2 separate regions of the Homo sapiens genome follow, and region 1 is linked to region 2. Evidence: read pairs that join two places in POLR2A ChIA-PET (ENCODE). Cell type or tissue: PC-9. All regions are shown on one strand.

Region 1 (8,000 bases), 420 kb before region 2:
CGCTGAGAAGGGTGTTCTGGGGAGGCTGCTCTGGTCTCTCGATGGAGTCAGGATTGGGGGACAGATAGACACCCCGGTGTGAGCCAGTGATGGTATAGATGAGGGAGGCAGTGAGGACAGGCTCAGGGAGGGAAGTCTTGTCTCTAGACCTGAGACCAGGAAGCAGGAATGGACTGGACAGGTTGGCCCAGCTGAGGGAGGTGACTGGTGAGATGGGTCCTCGGTGTGAGGGGCTGGGTTGCCAGAGGAGCTGTGGGCTGGGGTGGTTTGTCGAGAGAGCAGTCCCAGTTGATGGAGAGGCAGGACCCGCAAAACAGGTTGGCTGCAGGACTGGGGGCGGTAGCACAGGGCAGCTCCCGAGGAGACACCTGGCACTTTTAAGGCATGGAATGGAGAGAGCTAGGGGAGAGCACACCTGCAGTGAGGCAATTCACATAGCAAAGTTCTCCGGAAACTGCAGTGTTCAACTTTTTTAAAGAATAGCTGGATGTTAGAAAAGTGGAGGAACTGTCACCTTTATTAGGGGCATCATGGATACCTGGTAGCATCAAGGGCTAGGGTTAAAACCCGTGGAGTAATACGCCCTCCTATTGTGTTCCTCTCCTCTAAAAATGAAGGTGAAACTGTTTCAGGTGAGCGCTGTTGTTGTTCGTTTGCTGGGGCACTGCTTTCTGATTTTTAGAGGAGTCCAGGCTGGAGACTGACCCCTGCCTTTTTCTGAGTTGGGCCGGCTGGGCCCGAGGCTGGTTCTGGGCTGGGCCAGGCTGATGCAGTGGCCTTGGGCTTCCCGAGGCTGGGAGAGGGCGGTGGCCCCCGCTACCCTGAAGAGCTGGCCAACGCGGCAGGGCTCTTTCCAGTCCTTACCATGCAAGTGAAGAGGAACAGTTTGTTTAAAGAGGGGTGCCAGCTTCACATCCAGGCCTGGACTTTGCTACTGGTGCTTTTGAACTTGTGTTGATTTATGTTTGTAAATTGACTGGACACATTGTGGTTCTTGATGAGAAGCAATTGCCCATCCTTAGCCCACGATTAGTGCCACTCTCTGGGTGCTGCCTGTTCTGCCACTGTAACTGTTTTCACTTGACAAATAACATTAAAAAACACAGTTCTGCAAGAGACTTCCTGGGAGGGTGGTATCATTTGGCCTGTGGGCTTTTGTAACACTTTCCTGCTATTAGGAGAGTGAATTCTGAATTTTCAATCACGTTCACCTGTTGGAGCAAGTAGAGTTTCAGACGGTCTCCGCTTTTCTCGACTAGAAAGCAGGCCTTCTCCCTTTTCCCCCCAGTCTTGTTTCATGACACCATTCCCCTCTGAGATGAGGGTTGGAGAATTAGAAGTCTACTGATGCATTGTACCGGGGCACGTTATTGACCCTCTCTGCTCTCCTTTCCTCATCTGTAAAATGGAAGATAATGCCACCCATCAGGCCGAGTGCGGTGGCTCATGCCTGTAATCCCAGCACTTTGGGAGGCCGAGGTGAGCGGATCACCTGAAATCAGGAGTTCGAGACCAGCCTGGCTAACATGGTGAAACCCTGTCTCTACTAAAAATATAAAAATTAGCCAGGCACAGTGGCATGCACCTGTAATCCCAGCTACTCAGGAGGCTGAGGCAGGAGAATCACTTGAACCTGGGAGGTGGAGGTTGGAGGTTGGAGGTTGGAGGTTGGAGGTTGCAGTGAGCCAAGATCGCGCCACTGCACTCCAGCCTGGGCGAGAGTGAGACTCCATGTCAAAAAAAAAAAAAAAAAAGTGTCACCCATCTTGGAGGATCGTTACCAATACTTCATGAGTGAATACATACACATTTCTTAGAACCTAGGGTTTATAAACACTAGGAGTTAGCTGATACTATTGTTGCTAAGGATAGAGGAAATACGCATTAGAAGTTATTTACTTCCTTTAAAAAAAAAAATACCCTTTGGGTGTGTATTGATTCTGATGTTTTGCTCCTAGCTACATTTGCCGTTTTTTTTTGACTGCAGAATTAGGAACCAGCTTCATTTTTTTTTTTTTTTTTGGATGGAATCTCGCTCTGTCGTCCAGGCTGGAGTGTGGTGGCGCAATCTTGGCTCACTGCAAGCTCCACCTCCCGGGTTCACGCCATTCTCCTGCCTCAGCCTCCCCAGCAGCTGGGACTACAGGCGTCCGCTGCCACACTAATTTTTGTATTTTTAGTAGAGATGGGGTTTCACCGTGTTAGCCAGGATGGTCTTGATCTCCTGACCTTGTGATCCGCCCACCTCGGCCTCCCAAAGTGCTGGGATTAAAGGCGTGAGCCACCGCGCCCGGCAGGAACCCAGCTTCATTTCTTGTAAAGAGAGTTTGACAAGCGCTCCACTGGGGATAGCAGCACAGCTTCCTCCTTTTCTGTCCCTGTCTCCCTCCTGACTCTGCATCTGCCTCCGTTTGAAGCATCCTCCTCCAGTAAGTGGGTCATTTGGATTCCAAGGCCCTTTTGAGGCCATGGTGATGGATCATTTGCGTTATCAATGTGAACTGTGGATGTCCCTTCGCCCTTCAGTCTCTTCCTTCTTCAAGGAGGGGGAGGTAATTGGGGGTCATGTGGCCTGGGGAAGAGCCTGGTCACGAGCATGAGGGATGTGAGTGGGACTATGTTTCCAGCCAAAATTTAGGGCACAGGATCTGAAAAACACTTAGATTAAGTATCTGCAACACAAATTAGGGTATTTTAAATTGAATGTGGAGAACCCTGAGAACCTGTGCCCTTTGTGCGTGGATGGCTGCTTGCAAGGATGAGCATCCCCAGCTGGAGCGGCCCATGGCTGCCAGAACAGGAGAAGGCTTCAGTCAGGTGGGAAGCCAGCTGCAGTGTGTTGCCTGATGCAGGATGGTGCGAGAAGGAGCTGCTCTCTTGCTCTGCTCCCTGGATCGCACAAGGTCTTCCTGAGACCAGAATTCAAGGTTAGTCCTGTTTAGGCAACTTGGTAGATGGACTTGAATGGTCTTGCTAAGCGAATATTGCCTATGGTGGTATTTGCAAGGAAAACAAAAGTGTTTTGAGCCCAGACTAACCAATTTAACAATGCTAGTAGGTAAGGATACTACTGTTTGCTTTCTGTGATGAGAGGTCTCTTAGGAGGAGGGGTTAATTCTTTTGATTTAAAACTTACTACTTGAGGCAAATAGGCACATGAAAAGATGTTGAAAGTCACTAGTCATTGGTGAAATGTAAGTCAGACCCACAATTGGTACTTCATACTCATTAGTATGGCTATTACCAAAAACACCAGATGATAGCAAGCATAGGCCAGGATGTGGAGATGTTGGAACCCTTGTGCCTTACTGGTGAGACTGTTAAAATGGCACAGCCTTTTTTTTTTTTAACAGGAAGATGATATGGTGCTTCCTCAATAAATTCATCATAGAATTGCCATATGATCCAGCAATTCCACTTTGGGGTATATGCCCAAAAAGAAGTGAAAGCAGGGGCTCGAACAGATATTTGTACACCCATGTTCATGGCAGCAAATAATTCAAAATAGCCAAAAAGTGAAAGCAACTCAAGGGTCCATCCATAGACGGGTGGATAAACAAAATGTGGTCTATCCATACAATGGAATATCATTGAGCCTTAAAAAGGAAGGAAATTCTATGATGTGCTACAATGTCTGTGAACCTTGAAGACACTCTGCGAAGTGAAAGAAGCCAGTCATGAAAGGACAAACAGTGCATAATTGTTACCCTTACGTGAGCTATGTAGAGTAGTCACATTCATAGAGACGGAAAGTAGAATGGTGAGGGGCGGTGAATAGAGGCTGGGGGGAGGGAGCAATGAGGAATTGGTGTTTAATGGGTACAGAGTTTCAGTTTGGGAACATGTAAAAGTTCTAGAGGTGGATGGTTACGGTGGTTGAGCAACATTGTGAATCAGTGTCAGTGAACTATACACTTAACAAGGGTTAAAATGTTAAATTCTTTGTTGTGTATATTTTACCACAATTTTAAAAAGCTTATTTCTCAATTGTTTATGCGAGTATATGTGTGGAATAGTTGGGGAGACAAATTCAAGGAGACCAGTCCTTGTCCATGGCGGTCCTAGGTACCACGGGATCACTGCGGGGGAACTGTGAGGTCAGGAGAGGCCTTGAAAAAAAACGCAGGTTTGAGCTGAGTCAGATGGAATGGGTCTGTTTTCTATATCAAGAGACAGTATTGCAGATAATTTTTTTCTTTCAAGGAAAGCAAGTCAGGAGTCAAACTCATGCCACCGTAGTCACAAATGAAATTTATTGCTAATCAGCCATGTGACGTGTAATTGCTTTTTCATTTTCTTATTTTTCCAGAAGAGAGATTTGTTTAGATGTTTGATTCCCTCACTGATTATGATTATACTGGAAGTTTTTCATTTGTTTTGACAGCTCAATTTTTTTTTTATTGTAAATGGACTGCCTCATTACAGAGGGGGGAGCCCTTGAAAGAAAGGGATTGACCTCTGCAGGCAAGAATCTGAGCATCCTAAAAGTAGAAAAGGGCTAGAGGCTTCGCCTTACAGGCCAGGAAGCTTGGAGGGACGCGCTGCTAGAGACCATGGCACGCATGCTGTGTGTCGAAGGCCAGGTCCGCCTGTCTGCCTCTCCAGCAGATACTCTCTGGGGCTATTTTTTTCTGCTTGGTTGTCATCCTTTGGTTTAACCAGGCGCCAGGGCTCAGGCCTGGACCTGCTGGATTCCAAAGAAGACTTCGAGGTGGCCGAGCTTGTCTGGCTTCCAGAGGAGCTTTCTCTGTCCCGCCCGGGGGAGTGGCTCACCTTGGTCTGAGACCAATGGGAGGAAGCCTGCTGCGGGCAACTGGTCTGTGCCTGGAAGTTGGACTTGCATTTTCTCTGGACCTCCAAAGCAAACCCGAATGACCACTCTCATCCTCCCCTTTTGCTTGTTTGTGTATGTGCTTGTTTTGCCTGGTCGTCAGGCAGGAGGTGGTGTCAGATGATGAGAGGTGTTGCTCGTCCCTGGGTTGGTTCTCTTACGGGGCTGTATGGATGTCTTAGCTCAGACTGCTGTGACAGGTTACTATAGACTGAGGGCTAAAACCACAGACTTATGTTTCTCACAGTTCTGGAGGCTGGAAGTCTGAGATCAAGGTGCCGACCAAATTTGGTTTCTGTTAAGGGTCCATTTCTTGGCTTGCAGATGACAAATGTCATGTGTCCTCACAGGGTGGAGAGAGCAAGGGGCTCTGGTCTCTTCCTCTTTATGTAAGGGCATTGTTGCCATTATGGGGGCTCTACCCTCAGGACCTCATCTAAACCTGATTACCTCCCTAAGGCCCCACCTTCAGATACCACTGAAGGTATCTGGGGGTTGGGGCTTCAGTATATGAATTGGAGGGGACACAGTCATGCAGTTCAGAACAGTGGAGCAGTGTGCCATAGTGAAGGGATCTCCAGACCAGGATTCTCTATGGAAGTTCTTGGCCAGGTCTGAGAGTTGGTTACAGATCATTAAAATTTACATGGAATCCAGTACTTGAAAGTACATGTCTTCAGGATGGCGCTGAGCACATTCGCCTCTGTAACCAAATGCCTGAAATGTGTAGTGCACCTTCTGAGCACCCCAGTGCTTTCCTTAAAGTGAATGCAGTTTGAGAGGAACTCAATTATTGAGAAATTTTATATGACCCCATTTCTCTCATTTTAGGACAGATAAGTTGCTTATTTTAAACTCTGCAGGAGCTACATAGAGGAAGTTATACTCCAGGAGAGCTTAAATTTCACTCTCTGAAAACTCTGTTCCATGTAAGTACATTCCTCCTCTCTCCCCTCCTCAGTGAGCACGTACCCATCAGATGTGTGGAATTCTATTAAAAGCAGCTCCTCGTGACCCTCCAGGGTCTGTTTTGTAAAGCTGACACCAGCATCAGTGAGTTGGAAGGGGCTGCCACAGAAGACAGACTTACTGCTGCAGCCCGCTTCAGAGCCCTCAGTAGTACTTTTTCCTCTCCCAGCAAATCCAGGAGGCTGGGAAGGTGATTGTTAATTGTTTATGAGCATTAACTGTTTACCAGTCATACTTACTATTTTAAATCTGACCCTGCCATTATGTTGTTTTGTTTCTGTTCACAGCTGAGCTTTAAGCTGGGTAGAATTTCGTGATGAGTCACTCCTATGACTGTAAAATCAGTATCGATCAAGCCTTCCTGTTCATCCTGTGAGCAGTTTAGAGACAGATGAGACAGGCTTATGGTTTCCACTGGCTCGGCTCCGTGCGTGTGCGGATTGGGCTTCCTGAGAGCCTGGTTAGCCCCTTTTATCTGCTCTCTGAAACCTGCGCAAGGGTGTTTAGCATGCACCTTGAAACCTCTGCTGCCTGAAGACAGTGTGCTTAAATGAAGGGTATACAAACCCATGTGAGGTTTTCTCTTCCCTTTTCCATGAACTCCACCCCAATTACCTGTTTGAATTTTGCATGCCAGTTATTTTCAGGGAACTAGTGACCCTTTTCTTGCCACCCTGGGCTTTGAATTGAAGGCCAGTGTGCCACCTTTTCTTTGGCTTTGTTAGAACGTTGCCCTCAGGGTCATATGTGCTGGCTGCTATGAATTCTTACTGCTTGATGGACAGAGAAAGGTGAGGGTTAGATATCTGGACAGGGCATGACAGGGCGGGTCATCGAGTAGGAACATTGGGACCTTTTGCTTCCAGGCTTGAGCAGTGGGTGAGAAACACTGTCTTCCCATTAGGGCAGTGGGTGAAACACTGACTTCCCTCCATCCTCTGGGCAGCCTTGTCAGGTGGGTGTGGAAGCTGAGGTGTGTCTGCCCCAGGCTGTGCAGTCAGCCCCGTGTTCTAGCTTCCCGTGCCGAACCTGGCCCTGGAGGCTGTCTGCCTGGCAAGGGGGCTGCACAAAGCTCGGAGGGGCATTTCTGGTGCTTGGTAGATGGTAGGCCTGCCCCCAGTGCACTGATAAGAGCATGGGCTGAGAGTGCCACTTGGATTCGGCTACAGTGGGCGGCAGAGTGGGGGTGACTGGTGTTGCTTTTACTCTAGAGCAGAGGAGGCAGATGAGGTAGATCGGGGCCCCAGGGATGCTGAGCTGAGCTGGGTAGAGAGAATTTGGTTTTGTAGGATTTGGAGACAGAGACAAATTTGGAGTGTTTGGATGTTCGGGGACCTGCAGGAGGTATGTGAGGTGTGTAAAATGCAGCCCCTGTTTTAAAAAGAGCTTACATTGTCTCTTGAGAAGATAAGGTGTGCCCAGCTGTGGAATGGAACCAGATGCTTTTATGAGTGAGGATGGAGTGAGCACACTGGGAAAGAGCCCTGGAATTGGAGGAAGAGATCATTTTGCCCAGAGGGATCTTGGAGGTCTCCTGGAGGAGGGTACTTAGATGATCAGAAGGATTATACTAGACTTGATGGGGTGGTCTTGGCATCAGAACTTTAAAAATGTATTTTGGGGCTGGAAGCAAGGCTGGAGAGGAAGGTTTGTTTAAGTTGTAGTGGGGGATGAGGCTGGGGGCAAATCAGGGATGGTTTTCCAGGTCTGTAAAGGCTGGGGTAAGAGGAATGGTTGGTTCTTAAGAGCAAAAAAAATCCCTTACATATTGGTTCTCTTATTTGTGCTAAGTTAAATACATGGGAGGCTACTGGTGTTTATGAAATAACCCTGAGCCTTTTTGGGGAGGTAGTAGTGGATGTCTGATGGAAGAGATAGAAGACTGGTCCCAGGGGTTCTTAGTGGCACCTTCCTCTCAGGTCATCACTGTGCTTTTGCACATTGCAGTTATATTTGACTACATTTGATTATGGCAGATTTACTTAGAAGGGCACTGGAAAAAAGCCTCCCAAATTACAACTGACACAGGAAATGACTTTATTTTCTTCTATTTTTTTTCTTTGCTTTTCTCCCCCAATCAACATACATTTTTAAACCTGTCATCTCACATGACCTGCCGGTAGAATTGATATGTTTAATTTCTGTAGAAAATAACTGGAAATATTTCACAAGCTCCAGTAGCTTCCTGTTGTAGGGACCC
Region 2 (8,000 bases):
ACATACAATACCAAAAATTAGCCAGGTGTGGTGGCTCACGCCTGTAGTCCCAGCTACTCGGGAGGCTGAGGCAGGAGGATCACTTGAACCTGGGAGGTGGAGGTTGCAGTGAGCTGAGATCACACCACTGCACTCCAGCCTGGGCGACTGAGTGAGACTTCCTCTCAAAAAAAGAAAAAAAAAAAAAGAAGGAAAAGATATTTCCTAACTATCCTAAATTCTGTTACATTGACACAAACAAAGATACTTGTTCCATTATAAGTTTCTGGAGAAATCAGAATGAAAAGCTCCATGCCAGTATTATTTCAACAGTCCCTGAAACACGGCTTTGGTGAAGCACTTGAAGAGCTAATGCTTTATACATGGGCATCTCCACTCGGCATCTGGAGTGTTAGTTGCACTTGCTATATTTTAATTTATTAGAATATGTATTTTAAAACAGTAGGCTGGAAATCTGACATATATCCTGATTTTTTTTATCACATTGTCATATAAGGGTGTTTCTAAATTCATTGCCTTTCAGAAGAGAATAGAGCTCCTTGAAAATCGATTAAGTATATTTAATCACGCAATCCAGTCTCTCAGAGGCACCGGAAACATTCTGCTGCTCCCTTGACAGGATGGGCTGTGAGTCTGGCCAGGCCTTTCTGCCTAGCCTTACTGCACAGTCATACTTCTCCTCCGGAATCCTGCCACCCTCCCAGGTGCCACGGCCTCCCTGGTTGTTCCTCTGCCCAGGGTAGAGCCCAAGGGAACAGGTCACAGGCGCCCTTCCCTGGGAAGCACCAGTCCACTCCCGGCCTTCTCGACAACTCTTCCACTCTGCCAAGGGGGAAAAATCTTTCCTGGCCTGGGGGTTCAGGGTGGAGGGTAGAAAGCTGTGTTCTTTCTCCAGGGTAGTTCTCCCAGGTGCCGCATACACGAGGTTTCTTCCATCACCCCAAGACTGAGGCATTGGAAAAGCGAAGGCCAGTGTCTGAATCTTTGCCCTTCCCTACTTTCTGCTGATCATCCTTCCCTAAGTGACCTAGAAAGCTGACAACATGGGGAAGGGGAATCTGGCTATTATTTCAAATATTACCCACCCTCTCCCATACTAGCAGCCCTGGGTCTCTCGTGCCTCCTGTCTAATCAAATCCCAGAAAATGACTGAGCCTCCACCTGACTCAGTATTCATGTCTGCCCAGGTATTCTAACCTTGTGTCCTGCTGTACAAAGTTCAACAGGAATTACTTCCAGGTTTGAGTGTGGTCTGGGGTTGTCTTCACACCATGGCCTTCTACTAACTTGCCAGGTAAAGACTTGACTGTTTGGGATCTGCTGCCTCCCCGCCCCCCACCCCCACCAGCCAAGATCCCTGTGTCAAAATCCAGTGTGATCTCAGTGGAAAAAGCGTATCTAGGACCCAAGATCTGGTACTTGTCACCCCATGACCCACTCCGACTCGTCCTGTCACACTGAGCAAATTGTTCAAAACTCTGTGGCTTGGTGTTGTTGCAAAGTATCAATGACATTTGCTTCCTCCCTTCCTGACAGTTACGTGGGGAGAGCCAGTGAAACACTGTACTACCGTCACTAGCAAACAACAGCTTATTGGACTTGAGACACTTTCACATCTATTATCGCATCTATCCAAATACTTGGCTTCAGAAAAAATAATCCTCATGGGGTATACAAATATAAAGGAGGAGAAATTGCTCTTTAATACACCAAAAAATACCGAGTTCCTTTATCTTCCGGAATTCCGTTCCCTAGCACAGTATTTCCATTTTGATGGGTTTTTCTGCTATTCACTCCTCAAGCATGTCTTTATTTCATTCACAAAGGGAAAACTCACATGGTGGAGCAGCAGTGCGTTCAGCTCTGTGTGGTCCAGCAATTGGAAAGGGATCTCTTGGAAGGAGCAAGGAAGCTACCGCAGTGATCTTGGTGAAGTAGCCAGGTTTGCTGAAATCAATAGGAGGTTTGCAGCCAAACGACTCTCTGGTCTTGGCCGGGCGTGGTGGCTCACACCTGTAATCCCAGCACTTTGGGAGGCCGAGGTAGGCAGATCATGAGGTCAAGAGCTCAAGACCATCCTGGCCAACATGGTGAAACCTCGTCTCTACTAAAAATACAAAAAATTAGCTGGGTGTGGTGGCACGTGCCTGTCGTCCCAGCTACTCGGGAGGCTGAGGCAGGAGAATTGCTTGAACCTGGGAGGTGAAGGTTTCAGTGAGCCGAGATTGCACCACTGCACTCCAGCCTGGTGACACAGCAAGACTCTGTCTAAAACAATAATAATAAAAAAAGAACTCTCTGGTCTTAAGTCCCGTAAAAGACTTGACTCTCAGACTGGGCATCCCATCAGCTTCTCCCTCTTCCCTCCAGCCTCACACATCTTGTTTCTTACCCATACTTCTCCTTTATTCCACAGCAACACCAAAAAGTCCAAAGCTCCCCAACCAGTTAAGACTATTTAGATCTTTTTTTTTTTTTTTGAGATGGGGTCTTGCTATGTTGCCCAGGCTGGCCTTGAACTCCTGGGCCCAAGTGATCCTCCTGCCTCAGCCTTCTGAGTAGCCAGGAATATGGGCATGGCGGCTTCAATCTTTTTGATTCAAGAGGCAATTATTAAGTTCAAGATGGGGTTTATCTAAATGACCACATTACTTAAATAAGAAAATACTGCAACAAAAGCCCATTTGATAAAGCAAATGCTTTCAGAGCAACACACTTTTAATCTTCCAGAGTCATCTCCCACCCATCCACACCTCTTTTCTTATTTTTCCTAATTTCTTTTCTTTTTTTTTGAGACGTAGTCTCACTGTGTCACCCAGGCTGCAGAACAGTGGCATGGTCTCGGCTCACTGCAAACTCTGCCTCCCTGGTTCAAGTGATCCTCCTGTCTCAGCCTCCCAGGCAGCTGGGATTACAGGCATGCGCCACCACGCCCAGCTAATTTTTGTATTTTCAGTAGAGACAGGGTTTTGCCATGTTGGCCAGGCTGGTCTCAAACTCCTGACATCGGGTGATCTGCCCGCCTCAGCCTCCCGAAGTGCTGGGATTACAGGTGTGAGCCACCGTGCCCCTTTTCCTAATTTCATTTTCACATGCACTCCCATCCTTTCAACAAACCTATGTTGAGGGTCTCTTCCATGGAACACCAAATCTAGAGACCCATAGTGGGCAGAACAGACCCTTGCCCTCCAAATGTGCTTTATCACCCTCAGCATTCTCTTTCCTCTTCCAGCCCCTTCTTACCATCTTTCCAAACTCATCCTTGCACTTGTCATCAGCCTTTGTCATCAGCTGATGAGGCCATCAGCTGCTTGTTTTCATCTGGGGGAACCACCAGGGCTCAAACCACAGCCAGAGAAGACACATGCCTCCTGAACCCACCCTCCATGCTCTTAATTTCCTTCCCAGCCCCCTGTTTATCATGGATGGTCTCCATTTTAAACAGAAAATCACTTCTTGTCACCTGTCCTGTCAAAAGTCTTCTGTTAATCCAGTCTGACCTGGTAGCCCCATTGCCCAGCTGTCTGTTTCCAACCTTCAGCTATTTTTCTGGAGGTGACTTAGCAAGCTGCACTCACTCTTCTCCCCTGAGAGTTCCCCGGGCCCATGGCTGCCTGGGGAGACATGTGCAAGTATTACCACCGCTCAAGATGCATTTCTCATGATGAGGCAGAAGTGAAACAAAGCAAGCCTGTACCTCATTTTCATTCACCACCGAGGAATTGCAAATGTTGTGAAAGTGAAACACATTTGCATTCTTCCAATCACCTAATTTATCTGGATTTCCACCTTCATTTGTTAAATAAAGGATTCAGTGAAGCAAAATCAACAAGGCTTTGGGAACTCTTATAAAAACAAATAAAATAAATATTGTGATTCTACAATATGTTTTGACATATTTTGTATTATCTCTTTATGATTCTGGCTGGGGGCAGGAGGGGAAGGATTGACAATTGCTGTAAATCAGGCTTTTCCTGAATGCAATAGCTGTATTTCAGGGACTTCACGCTTATAGAATTTTAGAGCCAGAAACAATTTGTATGAGTTATCTATTGCTGTGTAACAAAGGACCTCAAATCAGCAAATATTTATTATCTCACAGCTTCTGAGGGTCTGGAATCCAAGAGTGGCTTAGCTGGGTTGCTTGGGCTCCGATTCTCACATGGAGCTGCAGTCAAGCTGGGCCACAGCTGCAGTTGTCTCAGGGATTGGCTGGGGCTGGTGAATCCACTTCCAGGCTCACTTGCATGGTTGCTGGCAGCTCTTGGTTCCTCACAGGCTGTGGGCCAGAGGCTTCAGTTACTCACTGGCTACATCTCCAAAGGGTGCCAATGACATGGCATCTAACTTCTCCCAGAGTGAGGGATCCAAAGCAGAGAGAGAATGACCAAGAAGGAAGCCATAGTACCTTTTTTTTTTTTGAGAGGGAATCTCACTCTGTCACCCAGGCTGGAGTACAGTGCCACAATCTCGGCTCACTGCAACCTTCGCCTCCTGGGTTCAAGTGATTCTCCTGCCTCAGCCTCCTGAGTAGCTGTGATTACAGGCATGCACCACCACGCCCAGCTGATTTTTGTATTTTTAGCAGAGACGGGATTTCACCATGTTGGTCAGGCTGGTCTCAAACTCTTGATCTGCCCACCTCGGCCCCCAAAAGTGCTGAGATTACAGGCATAAGCCACTGCGCCTGGCCCATAGTACCTTTTATAATCCACTATCAGAAGTGACATACCAACCACCCTAGGTACAATGACGAAGTAACGGCAGGAGATGGGGATCACTGGGCACTGTCTTGGAGGCTGGCTACCCCAGAATCTTAGAAATAGTGGCATCTTGTTCCCTTAATGACAGCTAAGGAAGCTAAGGTCCGAGAGTTATAACCTCTGAGTGAGTTGGCCAACATCACACCAGAAGTTAATCACCAAACCAGAACTTGAACCCAGACTTTCTATATTTTAAAACATTGCAATTTAGCAGCCACATATTTTACTCATTCAGTGCTTACCAAAAGCAAGAACTGGACTAGGCAGCATGGAGATTCCAGGATAAAGAATACAATCATGGTCCCTAACCACAAGGTCACAGGAGTGGTGTGGAGTGGGATATACCGAATGAGATTACCCAGTAGAATGGAGCACACTTCATCAGAAAGTTACAACTGAACACCCTTGACAGTTCAAAGGCAGGCCTGATTTCCACCGCCACCCTCAGGGCAGGCTTTGCGGAGGAGGTAACATCTGAGTTGGGCCTTGAAGTATAGATGGATTTAGGCAGATGGGGATGAATGGGGTGGGGCTAGGCTGAGAGTCCACGATTTAACCCCGATGTCTCCAAATCTAACTCTGTGAGCTTCAACTATGGCAGTATTAATCAAAGGCTCCAGCTCTGAGTTACCCTTTTGGCTGCTGATGACTAAACTTCGGGGCTATCTGGAAGGAGGGCCTTGGTAGCTTTTGTAAGAACTTCAGTTGCCTTGGCTGCCACTGACATTTTTATTGATGATGCTGACACTTTGTGATCGAGAAATTGAAACCAGCTTCCTGACCATAGCTATCGACGTCATCCAGACAATCCCCCAATACAGTGCAAAAACAATTTCAAGTAGTTTGTGAGTCCATAAATTATCCTTGCCTGCTGATTTAGCCGCTTGCGAGTTGATGTAGGAAATTTACTATTGAGGAGGTGGTAAGAGGTTAGAAAGGGTGGGCTTGAGTTGAGGGCAGCATTTCCCCAACCACAGGCCAGGAGTCTTCAGGAAGGTGGGAGTGGAGGGGTGGCCAGCGGAGGCCCATTACAGAAATGTGTTCAATCAGACTCATTGTCCACCACATTTAGAAAGCCCACAGGTGGGCCGGGTATGGCGGCTCATGCCTATAATCTCGTACTTTGGGAGGCTGAGGTGGGCGGATCACCTGAGGTCAGGAGTTCTGGACCAGCCTGGCCAACTTGGTGAAACCCCGTCTCTACTAATCACACAAAAATGAGCCGGGTGTGGTGGCAGGCGCCTGTAATCCCAGATTCTCAGGAGGCTGAGGCAAGATAATTGCTTGAACCTGGTAGGTGGAGGCTGCAGTGAGCCAAGATCACGCCACTGCACTCCAGGCTGGGCTGGGCGACAGGGTGAGATCCGTCTCAAAAAAAATAAAGAAAAGAAAACCCACAGGTGTTGATGAATGCCAGGCCCATGTAATTGACTAACGTGTAGACGGCATCATTTGAATGAAGGGTTTTGAAATTATAAAGCAAGATCCATTAATGAGTCATGATATTAAATTTGTGGCACCAATCCAGCACTAAAAAGGAGATTAAAACATTGGAGGGATAAGTAATGCTTTGTAGAATTTTTGTTTCAGTTGCTTGCATGTGTGTGCAATGAAAAATGTATTTCCTTTTGATGTGGTCACTGACAAAACAGTTTGTGTTTTATCTACTTTATTTTTTTTTAAATATTTTATTTTTGGAAACAGGGTCTTGCTTGTCACCCAGGCTGGAGTGCAGTGGTGATCACAGCTCCCTGCATCTTCAAACTCCTGGGCTCAAGCGATCCTCCTGCCTCAGCCTTCTGAGTAGCTGGGACTACAGGCACACCACCACGCCTAGCCAAGTTTTTTATGTTTAGTAAGAGATGAGGCCTCACTATGTTGCCCAGGCTGGTCTTGAACTCCTGGCCTCAAGTGATCCTCCTGCCTCAGCCTCCCAAAGTACTTCAAAGTACTTTAGAAACATAAAACTAACATTTCAAATGATACTGTAGATAGCACTTCTTGGGATAAATGTCTCTTTTTTTTTTCCTTCGAGATAGAGTCTTGCTCTGTCACCCAGTCTGGAGTGAAGTGGTGCCATCTCGGCTCACTGCAACCTCCGTCTCCTGGGTTCAAGCAATTCTCCTATCTTAGCCTCCCAAGTAGCTGGGATTACAGGTGCATGCCACCATGCCTGGCTAATTTCTATATTTAGTAGAGATGGCATTTCACCATGTTGGCCAGGCTGGTCTTGAACTCTGGACCTCAGGTGATCCACCTGCCTTGGCCTCACAAAGAGCTGAGATTACAGCCGTGAGCCACCCCGCCTGGCCGAGATAAACGTCTCTTTAAAAAAATCAACTTTATTGTAGCATATGTAACTAAAATTTACTATTTTTTTTTTGAGATGGAGTCTTGCTCTGTCACCCAGGCTGGAGTGCAGTGGCACGATCTTGGCTCACTGCAAGCTCCGCCTCCCGGGTTCACACCATTGTCCTGCCTCAGCCTCCCAAGTAGCTGGGACTACAGGCGCCCGCCACCATGCCCGGCTAATTTTTTGTATTTTTAGTAGAGACAGGGTTTCCCCGTGTTAGCCAGGATGGTCTCGATCTCCTGACCTCGTGATTCGCCTGCCTTGGCCTCCCAAAGTGTTGGGATTATAGGCGTGAGCCACCGCGCCCGGCCAAAATTTACTAATTTTTAGTGTGCAGCTTAAGGAACTAGAATGTATAGTTGTGTTACCACCACGCAAGTCAAGATGTGGAAGAGTTCTGTTTTACCAAGAAGGTTCCTGTTCCCCTTCTCAGTCAGTCCCCTTCCATCACCTAGCCTGTCATGTACAAGGGGGGCCAACGAATCTAGGGCAGAAGCAGAAGGAGGGGTGAGTTGATCAATATGTATTGAGGATCCACAGCACGTAGGGCTTTGTAGGTCAGATGTCCAGGGCTTTGGGTTTACTCTAAAAGAAATGGGGAGGCACGGGAGGGTTTTGAGCGAAGGACTGATCCGATTTAGGTTTTGAAAAGACTATGGAGAAACTACTTTACATATACACAAGGGGTGAACAAATAAAAAACTATACTACAGGTAATGAGAGCCAGGCTTCTCACTGCTGGAGAAAGAAGTTACAAATGAGAAATAAGGGAAGGAAGGCTAGAACAATCCTTGTGGATGGGAGTTGGAGGCATCAGTATGAACTTGTGTGTGGACAGCCAGCTAGATACATAGAGAAATAAATATAGACATGCCTGTAGACAC

What was found. Peaks named below come from ENCODE experiments on the same cell type or tissue, not always from the same donor. Only the 100,000 strongest peaks of a DNase experiment are listed, where the experiment ranks them.
Region 1: POLR2A ChIA-PET joins it to region 2 with 10 read pairs; 3 of 35 experiments call an interaction of 5 or more read pairs at or near these places.

What each region holds. Positions count from the first base shown.
Region 1 is chr15:98,662,955-98,670,954 of GRCh38, forward strand. All of the region lies in intron 1 of IGF1R (insulin like growth factor 1 receptor), which reads left to right. Among named protein-coding and RNA genes, the nearest start is that of IRAIN, 16 kb to the left of the region's middle. RefSeq lists a silencer at 206-500 and enhancers at 5,478-6,677, 6,328-7,053, 7,782-8,000. In PC-9, no CTCF peak of the experiment used is centred here; a DNase peak (open chromatin) is centred at 6,117; H3K4me3 peaks cover 1,011 bases; H3K27ac peaks cover 2,807 bases.
Region 2 is chr15:99,086,892-99,094,891 of GRCh38, forward strand. It overlaps SYNM-AS1 (SYNM antisense RNA 1), which reads right to left. Exons shown (of 3, transcript NR_187219.1): 3 at 4,073-4,279. Among named protein-coding and RNA genes, the nearest start is that of SYNM, 14 kb to the right of the region's middle. RefSeq lists an enhancer at 3,710-3,799. In PC-9, no CTCF peak of the experiment used is centred here; no DNase peak of the experiment used is centred here; H3K27me3 peaks cover 824 bases.